Linked DNA regions of Homo sapiens: region 2 is linked to region 1. Evidence: chromatin loops called from intact Hi-C (ENCODE). Cell type or tissue: Calu3. All regions are shown on one strand.

What was found. Hi-C counts contacts between places; a loop is a spot of excess contacts. Peaks named below come from ENCODE experiments on the same cell type or tissue, not always from the same donor. Only the 100,000 strongest peaks of a DNase experiment are listed, where the experiment ranks them.
Region 2: a loop joins it to region 1, with 5 times the contacts of the local background. A loop is called at or near these places in 21 of 110 quality-filtered maps.

Annotation. Positions count from the first base shown.
Region 1 is chr3:179,314,799-179,317,298 of GRCh38, reverse strand. No RefSeq gene overlaps it. Among named protein-coding and RNA genes, the nearest start is that of ZNF639, 7.0 kb to the left of the region's middle. In Calu3, a CTCF peak has its summit at 1,122; a DNase peak (open chromatin) is centred at 1,118.
Region 2 is chr3:178,438,354-178,440,853 of GRCh38, reverse strand. All of the region lies in intron 1 of LINC01014 (long intergenic non-protein coding RNA 1014), which reads right to left. Among named protein-coding and RNA genes, the nearest start is that of LINC01014, 20 kb to the right of the region's middle. In Calu3, no CTCF peak of the experiment used is centred here; a DNase peak (open chromatin) is centred at 1,133.

The DNA of each region.
Region 1 (2,500 bases):
GTCACTTCGAGGTAGAGGCATTTCATGTCCAGTGCTCAATTCTCTAGCCCTCCCTTCCACTGAATGGAGTCATCAGGACCCATAGCATATGAAGAAACAGATTTAGGCTGGGCGTGGTGGCTCACGCCTATAATCTCAGCACTTTGGGAGGCCGAGGTGGGTGAATCACTTGAGGCTAAGAGTTTGAGAGCATCCTGGCTAACATGGTGAAAACCTGTCCCTAATATAAAAATACAAAGAAGTAGCTGGGCATGGTGGCGCACACCTGTAATCCCAAGTACTTGGGAGGCTGAGGCAGGAGAATCACTTGAACCAGGGAGGCACAGGCTGCAGTGAGCCGAGATCACACCACTGCACTCCAGCCTGGGTGACAGAGCGAGACTTGGAAAAAAAAAACCCACACATAAAAACAAAAAACAAATTTAATTCTTTACCTTGTTTATGATGCAGAGACCTTCGTTCACATGTTTACCTGCTGACCTTCTCTTCACTATTATCCTATGATCCTGCCACATCCCCCTCTCCGAGAAACACCCAATAATGATCAATAAATACTAAGGGAACTCAGAGGCGGGCGTGGATCCTCCGTATGCTGAACGCCGGTTCCCTGGGCCCCCTTTTTTCTTTCTCTATACTTTGTCTCTGTGTCTGTTTCTTTTCCAAGTCTCTCGTTCCACCTAAAGAGAAATGCCCACAGGTGTGGAGGGGCAACCCACCCCTTCACAAATCATTATTGTGTTAAACTGTTAAGCTTTGGGGATTGTTTGTTATTTCAGAATCACTAGCCTATCCTGATAGTTACAAGGGCTAAATTTATGCATTTCTTCAGCCACAGTCTGAGTCTAAAGAACAGAATCTATTAAAAATCTATAGTTCAGTAATGTGCCTTTGGATTTCATTTGGATTCATTTAAGAAGCATTTATTAAAGCCTACTATTTTCAAGATAACTGTGGTGGCCATTGTGGCTGTTTTCACTTTCTTTCATGACTGTCTTCTAAGCCACTGTGGAGCGGGCTGTTTTACTTTCTTTTCTGACAGTCTTGTAAGGACACATTGAAAATCTTTGTAAATCTGTTAGAACTGTAATTTTCATGTTGCAGTTCTCAAGTCTTACACCAAGTGGTGCCACATACTAAATGGTAACCAACGGAGCTGCTTTTGATGATCAAGCATATCCAGAGTTTATCTAGTCCAAACTTTGAGTAGCCCAACTTAGCCACTTTGTTTTTCCTGTTATTGCTAATGAGAGTTTAAAACAACCTCAAAGGTGTACTTATTTGTAATAATTGCTAATCACACACACACACACACACACACACACACACACACACACACACAAAACAATCTCCTTGCTGGGGCAAGGTGGGGGTGAGGTGGGTCAGGGTAGGTGAACAAGACTCTGTGGTGTCTTTTCTGGTAGACTGTATGCTCTGTGAAGGTAGAAAATTTGTGTGTCTAATAAAAAACTAGCAAGGTACTGTCCCACAGTAATTTCCTAATAAGTATGCATTGTATGAATGAAGGACAAAAGGAAGGAGTGCATGAAATCCTTAGCACAGTGTAAATCTTCATACAATGTTTAGTTTATTCTGTGTGTTTGCCTAATAGCAAAAGGCTTACTTAGTAGGCATTTTTTCTCATTTTTAATTCCTTCCAAAATTATGTTTTGAAGTTTAAAATCTTTATTTTCGAATCGGAAAATTGATGTGGAATCTTAAGGACAAAGCTAGCATTAAAATGAGCTTTACTTAGTCACCCTTAAAGCTACAAGGTTTTCAGGTATTTTTAAGCCATTAAGAAAAGAAAAACGAGGGCCATATGTGGTGGCTCACGCCTATAATCCCAGAAGTTTGGGAGGCCGGGGCGGGTGGATTACTTGAGGCCAGGAGTTTGAAACCAGCCTGGCCAACATGGTATAACTCCATCTCTACTAAAAATACAAAAATTAGCCAGGCGTGGTGGGCGCCTGTAGTCCCAGCTACTCTGGAGGCTGAAGCATGAGAATAGCTGGAACCCAGGAGGCAGAGGTTGCAGTGAGCAGAGATCGCACCACTGCACTCCAGCCTGGACAACAGAGTAAGACTCTGTTTCAGAAAAGAAGAAAAACAAAAAGAAAATAAAAGAAAAAAAAAGAAAAGAAAAAGAAAAAGAAAAGCTTTAAAGAGGACCATCATGATAGTGAATACCGGCCTTAGTTTTTCTGCTCTTCATGGATGTAAAATCTCTTTATTTAAGAATTTTAAAATGGATTATGTATAATTGATTTGCTCATAAAAATGATGAGGTTTAGTATATCCAAAGGGTAGTTTGGACCATAATCCCGCTAAATGAATGTTTTCCGTTTTTAATCTGCATGCCTTTTGGGTATTTTTATGGCTTTTATAAGCTTTTTCAAACACACAGAAGAATAGGGAGAATAATAAATGAAACTTCTGTGTTCAGCACCCAGTTTTCAATAATTATAAAAAATTGGCTATACTTCTACTGGTTTATCTCTCT
Region 2 (2,500 bases), 880 kb after region 1:
CAAAGAAGTGTGGAGAAGGGATGGGGATGCAGGAGCTGATTATGCTGTCAAGCAGTCCCTAAGCAGCATCAGGAAGGTTTTAGGTCAGCTCTGCAGAATTCTATAGGTTTGACTGGTAAGGAGACAATGAACACACATCGCTTTACTCAGTTGATTGCTCCTGGGACAATAGGCAGCATGAGCTTCTTGTTGGCTTCAGCTCCCCTTACCCTCCAGTTTCCCTGGGGCCCATGCGAAGCCAGGTCCTGGTGGATACTGTACACACTGTGAGTTGTGTCACAGCTGGGGAACACTGAACTTAGGAAGCCACTCAAGAGGGATGCTAGAAAACATGCCAAATCTTTGTCCCTTGGGGAAGAAGTTATCTATATTGTCCTGGTCAGGAAACAAATCTTCCCTCTCTCTATCCTAGAGAGGTACACTAGACACAATATCTACTTTCCAAGGCTGTTTGCTATAAAGATCATTCTAAACAAAAGCTGTCACAAGACTCACAGAAATGCCATGGAGAATTACCTCCCGTCAGGTGCAAATGGAGATTAATGAACACTGGTATAAACACATTTAATATTTACATAATCAGTAGGCCTGGCTGGCTGACTTTGCTCTGAGCTCCACCCCGCTCCACACTCGAACCTAATATTGCCCATTTGCCACAGTCATCGCCTTTTCCTTCCAAGTCTGCTTTTTTTTCATTTGTTTTTTATTACATTTTATATGGAGTAAGGAAATAGTACATCTTAGTGAACACAAAACTGACTTTGGCTTTTGACAGATCTGTTAGATTCCCCTTGCCATTGGCTAGCTGATTGACCTTGTGTTTTCTTTTCCTCTGTCAAATTGAGATAATCACACATATTTTTATGTAAATTTGTAAGGATGAAAACCCAAAATGTTAAGTATCAGCCCAGAACGGGGTACATGCTACTGTGGTTAATAGCCTGTGTTGGAAGGATAGGCAGATGGGTGTTTGTTCTCAGGTTTCTTAGGACAGTCGTGGATTTTTCCATACAGTGGGTGAAACACAAAAGGTTCCACTGATGTTGAAAAACCTGGACAGTGAAGCACAAAATGACTGCAAAATTCCCCTATGGCTTAGCATAAACCAGGGCTACTGCCTATTCCTGCTAGCTGGACACACGTGCTGACTCATCCCTGCCTTGCAGTTGCTGTCCACAAAGCAAATGAAAGAGGAAAGCCTTGAGGTATTCTTATTCAAGTGCTTGAGCTTGGATTATTTGGGGAATAAGTATACATTTTAATAACCCTGTGGATTCAGTGAGAAAATGCAACATACATTTACTTGTTCAGTGTCCAAAATGTAGACTGTTTATAGGGATTTAAGAAAAACAGAACCTTGTGGTTCAAGACCAAATAAATCACTAAAACTCTTTTCATAACGTGAACCTCTGTGGGCCAAATGTGAAGAGAGGTGGATTTATATATTTTTAATATGATTAATGATTTGAAAGTCCCCAACTTCTTAAGTACCATGGTTAATAGTTAATGAAGTACCTTTTTCTAAGCCCTGTGCAAATTAATGTCAGAGAGAAAAAAATATGGAAAATGCATACGAATTAAAGCAGAAAGACTTTCCAGTTACTTAAAACCAGGCAGATGGAAATGAATTACTTTTCTTTAATTGTGGCTAGAGGCAAGGCAATGATAGTAAGTCCAAGACTGGAGACTGCAGAAGTTTTCTAATCAGATCCCCCAGCCTGGCTTCCTGATGTTGTATCCAACCTCTCTTCACCAACCCCATACACACACACGCACACACACACGCGCCCACACGCGCACACACGCACACACGTCTCTCTCCATTTCAAGGTTCTGTCCTGGATAGTACCATCATTCCTAGTCCACTGGATCATGGCACATGATGATATTTCCTTGCCCCTTTTTTCTCACATATAAGCCCATTCTTTAAAGCCTGGCACATAGTAGGAAATTAATACATGTCTGCTAAATGAGCTGACCCATATGTTTATTTGAGCTGTAATGATTTTTGTAGGCATGGCAGGAGGAACTGTTGGATGTCATTCTTTTTTTTTTGCGGGCGGAGGGGGGGAGTCTCACTCTGTCACCCAGGCTGGAGTGCGGTGCCGCGATCTCAGCTCAGTGCAACCTCCGCCTCCCGGGTTTAAGTGATTCTTCTGCCTCAACCTCCTGAGTAGCTGGGACGACAAGCGTGCGCCACCATGCCCGGCTAATTTCTGTATTTTTAGTAGAGACGGGGTTTCGCCATATTGGCCAGACTGGTCTCAAACTCCTGACATCATAGTCTGCCTGCCTCAGCCTCTCAAAGTGCTGGGATTACAGGCATGAGCCACCGCGCCCAGCCTGGCTGTCATTCTTGTCTCAGCAACTTGAAGCAGGTTCCTGGAACAGACCATTTATTTAAAGTTTTGCATAAAGGGGTGCCATAACATCCCACATGAATTGCAGATGTTTATCGTAACACACCTTCACCTTTCACCTCCCCCAGGTGTTCAATAAA